Linked DNA regions of Homo sapiens: region 1 is linked to region 2. The links are chromatin contacts, found by Hi-C or POLR2A ChIA-PET in ENCODE. All regions are on one chromosome and are shown on one strand. The core of a region is the stretch at or near the end of the contact, and the rest is flanking DNA. Distances in the headings are between cores, read along the strand shown. Region 1 has its middle 15 kb from the start of LINC02611. Region 2 holds the start of INPP4A (inositol polyphosphate-4-phosphatase type I A).

Evidence for each region. Hi-C counts contacts between places; a loop is a spot of excess contacts on that map. ChIA-PET counts read pairs that join two places held with the same protein, here RNA polymerase II (POLR2A). Pooled maps may share reads with other maps.
Region 1: a pooled map shows a loop between it and region 2 (2.7-fold over the local background). The contact joins the enhancer-like site here to the promoter of INPP4A in region 2. A Hi-C loop is called at or near these places in 1 of 168 maps with a recorded cell type or tissue (naive thymus-derived CD4-positive, alpha-beta T cell) and 6 of 50 pooled maps. POLR2A ChIA-PET finds 5 or more read pairs at or near these places in 3 of 52 experiments (CD8-positive, alpha-beta memory T cell, T-cell and activated CD4-positive, alpha-beta T cell).

The regions. Positions count from the first base shown.
Region 1 is chr2:98,753,880-98,760,251 of GRCh38, forward strand. No RefSeq gene overlaps it. Among named protein-coding and RNA genes, the nearest start is that of LINC02611, 15 kb to the right of the region's middle. Within about 2 kb of position 4,357, at least 27 of the 41 ENCODE cell types and tissues checked have a DNase peak (open chromatin) inside an H3K27ac peak, as active enhancers do.
Region 2 is chr2:98,440,858-98,446,381 of GRCh38, forward strand. INPP4A (inositol polyphosphate-4-phosphatase type I A) reads left to right here and starts at 4,001. Exons shown (of 25, transcript NM_001134225.2): 1 at 4,001-4,228. RefSeq lists a silencer at 3,831-4,470.

The DNA.
Region 1 (6,372 bases), core at 3,107-5,606, 310 kb after region 2:
CTCACCACTCCCTGAGGAACTTAGCCCTGAAAGTACTACTTAGAGTGGAGCCTCTTATCAACCTCCAAAGGGAAATCTTTGGCCATTTACACAGGTTGCAAATGGGGAAGAAGTCACTGCAAGAATACATGTTCCCTTTTCTATGTCTGATTTGGCTCTATGTGAAGAGAAGTTTGGTCATTTCTTTAAAGATCCAGGAAAATTCATAGATGAGTTTGAGAAATTAACTCCTACCCATAGTTTAACATTGCAGGATCTGCATGTTTTGTTTTCTCTGTGCTGTACAGTGGAAGAGAAACAACACATTTTGGGGACAACTAGGACCCATACAGATGAGGTATTGGCTCATAACCCTAACCATAATATGTATTAGGTAGGAGGTGTAACAGTTCCAGATCAAGATCCAGAATAGAACAATCAAAGGGGCAGTGAGGACTTGGAGAGGAGAGATTATATAGTCACTTGTTTGTTGGAAGGGATGAAGAAATTTGTGAAAAAGCCTGTTAACTATTGAAGAGGTTAAAGAAATTTCTCAGGGTAAAGATGAGAATCCAGCTTTGTTTCAAGGGCATTTATTTGAGGCGATTAGGAAATATACTAACACTGATCCTGCCTCAAGGGAAGGACAGACCATTTTGGGAGTACATTTCATAATCCAGTCTACCCATGATATCTGTAGAAAACTACAAAAATCAACTCTGGGTCCCCAGACTCCTATGGAACAACTTTTGGATGTGGCATTTTTAGTTTTTAATAACAGGGAAAAACAGAGGAAACAGAAAGAACAAGAAGCACCTCCCGCAAGGTGCAGCTCTTCACTGCAGCCTTAAACTCTCCTCCCACATGGGGTTGCCCTCCTGACTCTTGGTCTGAACAAGGAAAGCAGAAAGATGAAAAGCCCAAAGCTGGGTATCCGCATCTCCGTGCCTTGGACATAAATCGGTGTACACACTATAAGAAAACTGGCCATTGGAAGGGGGACTGCCCAGCGCTCCAAAGGGGGCCATCAGCACCCAAATTAATGATGGCCGAAATAGCCAGGCAAGCCCAAGAGTGACGGGGCCTGGGACCTTCTGCCACAACTCCCATTGGACAACTAGCCATATCTCCGAAGGAGCCCTGGGTAACCCTCGACGTGGCAGGTAAGACTGTTAACTTGCTTTTGGACATGGGGGCTGCTTGCTCTGTTTTGACCCATTATAATGGGATTCTGTCACCCCAAAACTGTATGGTCACGGGGATAGATGGACAAGCCCATAAATGCCATTTTACCTATCCCTTAACAACTTTGGTTTTCTCACATGCCTTTCTTATCATACCTGAATGCTTCACCCCCTTGTTGGGAAGGGATTGTTAACTGAATTGCAAACAGTGGTATCTTTTGGAAATCAAAAGACAGACTAGGGGTTGTTCCTTCTCCTTTCCTTTGTTAAGGGAGGAGAGTCAAAGGGGCTTACCTACTTTACCTGTTGAAGTAACCTCCCAAGTAAATCCTATAGTATGGGTCACTAAAGTTACAGGCAAAATGCTAAACCTTCCCCCAGTTTGCATCCAACTTAAGCCTGGTGTCCCACACCCATGGAAGAGACAATACCCCTTAAAGCCAGAGACATAAAGAGGGATCCAACCACTAATTGCTAAGTTTTTGCAGTTTGGGTTGTTAAGGCCCTGTGAATCTCCTTGTCATACACCAATCTTGCCAGTTAAAAAGCCAAATGGAGACTACAGATTTGTTCAAGATCTTTGAGCTGTCAATGAGACTATCATTCCTATACATACTACAGTGCCCAATCCCTACACGCTGTTAGCCCAGGGACCTTTTTTTTTGCATTCCAGTACACCCTGATTCACAATTCATCTTTACTTTTGAAAAGACTGATACTGATAGCCATTTAGTTTCTTAATTAACTTGGACAGTTCTTCCCCAGGGGTCTAGGGACAACCCTAATCTGTTTAAAAATGCACTACCTAGAGAATTTAAAATGGTACAATTAAGTAAAAACACTATTACCCAATAGGTGAGTGACTTGTTGGTTACTAGCTCAACTAAAAGAAACTTGGACAAAAATACCATTCAGTTACTAAACTTTCTGGGAACTAGTAAGTACAGGGTCTCACCACACAAAGCCCAGATTTCAACTCAAGAGATTAAATACTCAGAATAAGTTCCAACCCCTGACAATAACACCAGAATGAAGGGAAACTATCTTGGACATTCCAAAACCCCAAACTAGAAAACACCTGTGGACTTTCCTAGGGATGGCAGGATTCTGCTCTTTATGGGTAGTTGGATTTGGGCATATAGGCAAGCCTTTTGATGAGACTCTGAAAGGAGCAGATGTAGGTCCTTTTGAATGGGATAGTAATTGTGAACAGGTTTTTAAAACTCTCAAGGAGAAATTGGGATCAACCCCAGCCCTAGGGATCCCTAATTTTGATAAGCCGCTTTTCCTTTATATGACTGAAAAACAAAGCACTGCCCTAGGTGTCTTTGTCCAGAAATTGGGAGCTATTCCCTGACCAGTGACATATTTTTCTAAACGACTAGACCATGTCACTTCAAGATGGCCTGGATACCTCAGGGCAGTTGCAGCAACTGCCTTAGTAGATGAAACAATAAACTGGCTTTAAGACAACATCTGGAGGTTTTAACCCCACACCAAGTACAAGGAGTCCTAGAAACTAAAAGACACCAGTGGATGACAGGGGGACTCATTAAAATATCAGGCTTTATTGCTAGACACTCCTGATGTAACTCTTAAAGTATGGCATACTTTAAATCTAGCTACTCACTTGCCTGAACCTACAGGCACCCTAGATCATTCTCGTATACAAGTTATGGAGCAAATTTACTCCATGGAAAATCTCGGCTCACTGCAACCTCTGCCTCTCAGGTTCAAGCAAGTCTCCTGCTTCAGCCTCCCGAGTAGCTGGGATTACAGGCATGTGCCACCATGCCCAGCTAATTTTGTATTTTTAATAGAGACTGGGTTTCACCATGTTGGTTAGGCTGGTCTTGAACTCCTGACCTCAGGTGATCCACCCACCTCGGCCTCCCAAAATGCTGGGATTACAGGTGCGAGCCACCACACCCGGCCCATCACATTCTTTAAAAAAGCAGAGAAATGAGTGACACATTCTTGAAAACTTTCCATTACGAATGGATGAAACCTAAGATTAGTTATTTAAGGTTTCTCAGATGGGAAACCTAGCTTCCTAGGGTGGCTTATTCTTGGAGACTCCAGACAGTGAATGTTTTACTAGGCTGTGTGTTCACTCCATTTGTTATTTTCTTAATTTGTTCATTTTTAAAGGCAAGTGATGCTATCAAACTTCATTCTATATGTCTATACTACTGATTTCTGTTGACTTACCCCTCACTTCCCCCTATCTTCAATGGCTAGTTACTGTTTTAACCCCATACTGGGTTGTCTCTTTTATTCATTTACTCTTGCACCCTCCTCTATCATCACTGATGAAAATTTAAGCTATATTGGCCCAAGATCAGCCTTTGAAAACATTCTTTGTGTGTTCTCTCATGCCAACATCAGGACCGTATTTTTCTGGTTGTTGAGTGATTTATGTGAGATGAGTTTAAACCTCTTGCTGAAGTTAAGATGTATCATGTAAATGACAACCTTTGATTTATCAAACTTAGTAATTAAAGTTTCCTAATGCAACAGGATGTGCTCTTCCCATAGCCATACTGAAGAGTACTTCATGTTTATTCTTTGGAAGGGTTAAGCAGTGAGACAGCCACGGGTGCTCGGATCAGACATTTTCGTTTGTGAGGGTTGGAGAATGATTTTCTCCTGTTTCTTATCATTAGCTACCTTGCGAACTCTCCTAAAGCTACTGAAATAATGGCAATGGTTTAGACGCCCTGCATCTCCAGGGCTTGTGGTTTGTGCACATCTCTCGTCTAAATAAATATAAATATTTTCTCTGTTTCTATTTTATCTTCCCCAAATTCCTGGTTCTGGTGTTGCAACTTCATAAAACCCAGAGCCCACATGGCAGTACCAGCTGCTAGCCCAGGTCAAACTTGGGGAGGGCAGCTGCTTTCCAGGTGCACCCTGTGTGATCCTGACTTCCTCCTGACAGTGCCAGGAACGCCCGTGAACTGCTTTCGTGGTTGCATGTGAAAACTTTTGCATTTCTAGAAATCTCTTCTCCAGCAGGCTGGGCTATTGGCTGCTGTGGGATTGCTAGCTGGTCTAGACCCAGCCCCTCCTTCAGGCTTTTCCCACCCGCTGCTCCTCTCCTGGCCTTGGGCCTCATGCCCGAGTCTCCAGCCGCCACCTTGCTGTTGCTTTACTGTTTCTCCGTGATGCTGTTTCTAGCTAGTTATAATTGGCAGGCAACCAGAAGCCTCATCTGCCAAGGGCGGAAGTCATGTCTGGAACAGGTTTCCCTCTTAAGACTGTGGGCTAACCCAGCATCTTGCCACTTTGTGTGGGACTTCCTCATTCTTAGTACATAACTGTGTTTGACCCTCAGGGATGACTAGTGTTTCCTGGCCTCGGTACAGTTGACTTCTCCAGAAACTATCTGGCTCACTCTCAATTTCCTGGAGCCGTATATCCTAATTACAAAAATGGGAAAATCATACCTAGAGTCCCATAGAAAGAGAAATAGAACCCCCATATGTGCCTACAATTCATCCATTCTCAATTCATTATTTTAAAAATGTAGCTGATGGTTTGGTTCTGAGACCAGACGGTACAAAAATTACCATTCACTCATAGTAGGGCCATCAACTACCATAATCTTTTGGAAAAGTAATTTAGCAATATAAGTCAGGACCACTTAAAAAACCCTTAGAGTTGCTCATTCCACTCTTAGGAACTTATCCTAAAGACGTCAACAGATGTGGACCAAAATTTGTGTGCAAGAATATTATGTAGAATTTCTGTATTGAGAAAATTTGGAGACAGCCTAGCTGTCCAAAAATAGGACTAAATAAAACATGGTACAGCAATATAGTGAAATATTATTATATAACCATTAAGTTATGTTCTTCAACAGTATTTTTAAAATAAGGAAAATTCCAACGTTTTTGAGGAGTCTTTTTAAAAACGAGAGTACAGACCAGGCACAGTGGTACACACTTACAATCCCAGCACTCTGGGAGGCCAAGGCAAGTGGATCACTTGAGGCCAGGAGCTGGAGACCAGCCTGGGCAACACAGTGAGACCCTGTCTCTACAAAAAATACAAAAAATTAACCAGGTGTGTTGGTGCACACCTGTGGTCCCAGCTACTTGGGAGGCTGAGGTGGGAGGATTGCTTGAGCCCAGGAGTTTGAGGCTGTAGTGAGCTGTGATGCCACCACTGCACTCCAGCCTGGGTGACAGAGTGAGATCCTGTCTCAAAATAAAATAGAATGTAAAAAGAGCACATGCATGAAAAGTGGAACACAACACTTTAGGTAATAATATTATCCCAATCACATAGGTGTGCTTAGTGCAAACAAAAACATTCATAGTATTTATCTCTGGTGGTAGAATTACTGGCGATTTAAAAAAAAATACATTTTTTTCTGAATATTCCAAGTGTTCTACAATGAATGTGTTACTTTCCTAATCAGAAAAACAACTGTTATTTGTTAAAAGAAATTAGACCACAAAAAAAGCAAAAACACAAAGGCCTTGCCTATTTTTTTTCCCCCTGTTTTACCACATCCTTTCTCACTGATGTAGAAAAAAAAGGAACTAATATTTATGGTGCCAAGAATGTAAATCCGTCCTGTAACTTGGAAGGTACATGTGTATCTTTCCCATTTTAAAGGTAATAAAGTCACCAAAGAAAAGGGTGGCAAAAATAAAATGTGAATGCAGGCCCATTGGCCCCAAAGGCATCTTCTTCTCACGTCTACACTGTCCCACTCGTGATAGTTTTAAGTTGCATGTTATTCTGTACCTGGCCTTTTTAATTTTATCAAAATAAACTTCCCTTTGGTAACAAAGATATTCTACTTTCTGTAAAATTTTCATTCCAGCTAACTTTTGTTAGCTAAGATTTTGTCTAAGGAGTACCAATGCTTTGAATAATCATACTAAAAATATAGCCTAATTGGTCTGAATGAAATTGAACAACTGCAATTGTTCAAACAAGCTGGATGCAGCATTTTTGCACGTGCCTAGTCATTTTGCTACAGTAGTCATTGCAAACGAGTGCCTGAGACACAAATCTCAGAGAAGTCATGGTTTTGAGGGATCAACTTGGAGAAGCTGCCATCTCCTCCGTCCCTCTGAGAACATCCTCCTAGCTGGTGGCATTAGCATTCTGCCTGCCCAGGTGAAGGCCTGGCAGGTTGTAGGAAGCCTCCCGTGGGAGCTGACCAGACCCTGAATACCCCTTCTGCATCACC
Region 2 (5,524 bases), core at 2,751-5,250:
GGGTCTCACTTTGTTGCCCAGGCTCACTGCAACCCCTGCCTCCTGGGTTCAAGTGATTCTTGTGCCTTAACCTCCTGAGTAGCTGGGATTACAAGCATGCACCACTATGCCAGGCTAATTTTTATATTTCAAGTAGAGACAGGGTTTCATCATGTTGGCCAGGCTGGTCTCAAACTCCTGACCTCAAGTGATCCTCCCGCCTCAGCCTCCCCAAATGCTGAGATTACAGGTGGAGCCACCGTGCTCAGCCTCAAGGTTACACATATTCTATGTAGTCGTCCCTCAGTATCCATGGGAGATTGGTTCCAGGACCTCTGGTGGATATGAAAATCCATGGATGCTCATGTCCCTTATATAAAATGGGGTAGTTTTTTTCATATAACCTATGCACATCCTCCTGTATACTTTCAATCATCTCTAGATTACTTATAATACTTAATACAATGTAAATGTTATGTAAATCATTGTTATACTCTATTGTTTAAGGAATAATGACAAGAAAAAAAAGTCCATACAAGTTCAGTACAGATGCGATTTTTTTTTCCAGACATTTTTGATCTGTGATTTGGTTGAATCCATGGATGTGGAAACCATAGATTTGGATAGCTGACTGTATCCCTACAAAAATATCCTGTTAAATGGCCTGAAGATAAATTCTCATGTAGGATGGTTCTAGTCCTAAAGATAACACTGTTCACCTCTTAATTATTGTATGTAGATAATCTGAATCAGCTTGCAGCAGGTCGAGCCACAGACAAAACTCCTTGACACTGAGTTAAAGAAGGAAGGGGTTTATTCAGTCGGCAGCACCGGCAAGACTCCTGTCTCAAGAGCCAAGCTCCCTGAGTGAGCAATTCCTGTCCCTTTTAAGGGCTCACAACTCTAAGGGGGTCCGTGTGAGAGGGTCATGATCAATCGAGCAAGTAGGGGTACATGACTGGGGGCTGCATGCACGGGTAATCAGAATGGAACAGGACAGGACAGGGATTTTTACAATGCTTTTCCATACAATATCTGGAATCTATAGATAACATAACTGGTTAGGTCAGGGGTCAATCTTTAACTAGCAGGCCTAGGGCGCGGCGCTGGGCTGTCTGCCTGTGGATTTCATTTCTGCCTTTCAGTTTTTACTTCTTCTTTCTTTGGAGGCAGAAATTGGGCATAAGACAATATGAGGGGTGGTCCCCTCCCTTAAGCTTACTTATTGTATATAGATCATTTAAGTCAGTATGTTCATCAGAATCCCTTGGAGGGCTTGTTAAAATACAGGTCACTTGGCCCCACTTCTAGAGTTTCTGATTCAGCAGATCTGGGATGGGGTCTGGGAATTTGCATTTCTAGCAAGTTCTGGGAGGATGTTGATGTGACTGGTTAGGGACCCCATGTTGAGAACTTCTGAAGGACTGAGATACTTTACCACCAGCATACTTAGCTATCACATCGTGATGCTTAGGGAAGATATAGCATGATATTGTAAACCAAAAGGTGTCTGAGACAGATCTGTCAATTTAGAGGTTTATTTTGCCAAGGTTGAGGATGCAACTGGGAAAATGAGGCACAAACTACAGTAGGATCAGTAGGATCTGTGGCCTATGCTTTTTCCCAAGAGGGTTTTGGGGACTTCAATACTTAAAGAGGAAAAAGTGGGCAGGAGGGGAAAGAAGAACAGTGAATTATGCATTTTTACATAAGGTAAGTAAACAGAGAGTAGAGGAAGAGGTCAAATATGCATTTGTCTTGGGGTGGGTGGAAGGATGATTCCTCCGCTTGTCTTTGTCCCATTCCTGTGACGATAAGCTGTTAATTTACATTGTCAGGGTGAGGGAGGCCACCTGGGGAGATATGTGGCCTTCTATCTTGCAGCTATCTCTTTAGGAACAAAAGGAAGGCAGTTTTTTTTGCATGATTCAGTTCCCAAGCTTAGCTTTTCCCTTTGGAGTAGTGAGTTTGGGGGTCCCGAGATTTTATTTTCCTTTTACAGTATTAACTAACACATGGCTCCCTTTTCTCTTGATAATTTTCATTCTACGGTGGAATTAGGGCCTCATTCTTTGCCACACTGAAAATGTGATTGATCTTTGAAGATTATCCAGAATTACATAACAGTCAAGTGACAGATGTTATTGGAAGCTGATCCTCATTCAGTGTTACTGTACTAAATGAATGAATACTGAAATTAGACTGATATCTATTTTTAAATCTTTATAAATTTAATTTTTTTTTCTTTTTTAAAAGTTAGTGTTTAACAACTTTCTTAGCTTGATTATGACTGCCAGGCGTGGTGGCTCACGCCTGTAATTCCAGCACCTTGGGAGGCCGAGGCGGGTGGATCACCTGAGGTCAGGAGTTCAAGACCAGCCTGACCAACATGGAGAAACCCTGTCTCTACTAAAAATACAAATTTAGCCAGGGTGGTGGCACATGCCTGTAATCCCAGCTACTTGGGAGGCTGAGGCAGGAGAATTGCTTGAACCTGGGAGGCAGAGGTTGCGGTGAGCCGAGATCGCGCCATTGCATTCCAGCCTAGGCAAAAAGAGCGAAACTCCATCCCAAAAATAAATAAATAAACAGCATGGCCATAAAATTTATTGTTTGAACAGGAATACATTTGAGAGTGAAAGAGGGCCCTATTAATAATTTTGCTGCAAAAAGATGTAAACTGGGGCTGTTCCAAGCAAACTAATTGGTCACAGTAATTAAAAAAAATGCAAAAATATTTTTGCATTTCTACAAATTTGATTTTCTTGGCTTTAACTTTGTACTGTGGAGTCAAGGTTCTGTCAATATTTCTTTCCATTTAGCTGGAGAAATAATAAGAGGGAACTGTTTTATTACTAAGTTACTTTTCAGAAGAGAAATAAAATAAAAAGTAAAGAAATAAAAATTTAAAACTAGGACATTTTCTTTTTCTTTTTTCTTTTCTTTTCTTTTCTTTTTTTTTTTTTTTTTTTTAGAGATACAGGGTGTTGCTCTGTCTCCCAGGCTGACACTGCAGCCTCAAATTCCTCTGCTCAATCGATGCTCCTGCCTCAGGCTCCCCAAAAAACTCGTTTTATATTTGTTTATTTTTATTCCAGACTATTGTCTGTATTTTGGTGACATGAGGAGGATCAGACATAATTCTAAATGAGTTCAGAGAATTCTTAATTTCCATTCCTAACTGGTTAATCTCTTTTGTTTTTGAAGCAAATTATATGTTTAAATGCTCTGCCTGAGAAGTATTCTGGTTTATTGAATTAAAATCATTTTAAGAATTTTTTTTTCGGATAAAATGTGAAGACTCAAAGATAAGGATACATTCAGTCCAGTATTTGCCCTTGCTCAAGGAGAAATGCTGTTTTAAAGTCAAAGTGAAAATTTTCTTCCAAAACTTCTGATTATTGTTTTTGTCTATGGAAAAATAGAAACTTGGGGCAAAGTGTAAGGACTGATGCTGTTGCAAGTCTGTTAGTGCACACTTATGCACACAGGCCAGAACAGGTCCGGAAGGACATACACTTAGAGGTTAGCAATTTTCTTTTTTTTGCAAGTCTGTATTTTCAAAGAATTAAGATTTTAATTTTTTGCTTGTCTGGTTGGAATGTTCAGTTTCCTAAACATCTCCTGGGGAGTGAGTACGTCTGCACTTCAGGAAGTGCTCTTGTCCGGAGGGCAAAAGGTTGGGGGCGCATCCCCGGGTCGCGGCTCCTCCAGGAAACTTTCCCTTGGGGATCCGTCAGGGCCTCAGATGCCTCAGTGGATGACAGGGTGAAGATGCCATCGCTCAGTCAAGTCCAGAAGTTCAAGAACTCCTTGCAGGTGAAGCAGTCACAGGATAGGGTGGGATCTTGTGGGAACCTAGCAGTAGGAATTGGCGCGAGCAGCTCGGTCACCGGCCCTACTGTCTCAGAGGGCGGACCCAGCTCGGGCTGGTAGTGGGGCGGGGGTCGCAGGGCGCGGGCCGGGCCCTCAGCGCGCATGCGCGACAAGGGGGCGGGGCCAGGGCGGGGCTGCGCCCGGCGTCTAGAGCGGCGGCGGCTGGCTAGGGCTGCGGCGCGCGTGGAGGGTTCGCTGCTGGTTTGCCGCCGGGTCGGGCTCCGTGGGCCGGGGCAGGAGGACCAGCACCTGAGGCCGGGCCCGCAGCCCGCGACTTCACAGCCAGGCGGCGGCGCTGCTGCTGCTGCGGGGCTCTGGCGCGCAGCCCGGCGGGACAGCGGGGCGGCTGGCGCCGGGGGCCGGGGAGCGCCAGGTAGGTGGGCCGGGCCGGGCAGGAGGCGACGCGGCCGCCGCGGGGGCCGGGGCCGGGGACGGACAGCGGGCGCGGGGGCGCGTCCAGGTCCCCGCTGGGGCGGATGTGGACGGCGCCCGCGGTTTTCATGGAAATTGCACTGCCTAACGGTGCCAGTGGTCCACCTGCGGTGGCGTCTTTTGAGAACAATCCGAGCCCGGCCGACCCCCAGCCCCGTGAAGACGCGGCCGCCCCAGCAGGGAGCCGGGTGCCGAGCGGGCGCGTGGCCGCGGGACGCAGACGCGGTGCCTGCCCGATGCGGCTCCAGGGCTGGGTCTACGGGCTCCTGAAGCTGGAGGCCTTGCCGTGTTTGGGGTGGAAACATAACCGGGTGAAAGTAAACATGCATCTCCGTGTGGGAAATCTGGTCTCCATCCTCGAAACTCTTCCATTTTCTGCCTGCCTTTAGACCCCGACAACATTTCTAGCATCTTTGCTTTCTATATTTTATTTCTCTCTGGCTTTGCTAGTCAATTAATTGAGGCCTGAGAAATGTGCAGGGATCTGTGGCTGTCTCTTGAAAAGCCAGCCAGGAATGGGTAGGCCCCAGAAGACAGACGTTCAAAATGTCAGAGGTAAATTTGTGTCTTTGTGGGCGAAGGAAGGGAATGTTGATGGTCTCGCTTCCCTTCCCCTGTCGCCTGCCCTCTGACATTACATAATGATGGGTTCTTCCTGCCCCGAGTTCATCCGTAATGACAGACCATGAAAATGTTCCTCTGGGTAAGAAAGACCTATATGTGGTAGAGCCCATCTTCTCTTTTGCTTTGCCACTGAATGTGTCTTGTGTTGGGAACCTGCCTAAGAGTGGAATTTGATTTGTCGCCTGCCCCTCAGGGCATTTAAACCAAGGGAATGGGGGTGGGGTGGCGATTTGGGTGTTGCAGAGAAATTCTGACTGGTCCATCTGTTCACAGTGGGTTGTGTGGACCATGGGGAAGCCAGTGGGGTTGAGGACAGAGTGGGTTGACTTCGGTGTGAATCATGGTTCTGCCGCTTGCTGACTCTGGTTCTTATCTCTAAAAGGTGAGAGCAGAGCCTTTTTTGCTGAGTTTGTTTTGGAATCTAGCTGCTGTTGGCGTTGGCCAGTGCACGTAGAATTGCTTGCTATAGGTTGTCCTAGAATTGAGCCTAATTTTTCTTTGGTTGAAAAACACACTTTCTTTAACGGAAATTTTGTTTTTGGATCTAGGCTAGGGCATTTGTTTTGGGGGTTCTTTGCTGAAGTGTCGACTGCTAATGTACTGTTTTCTTTGA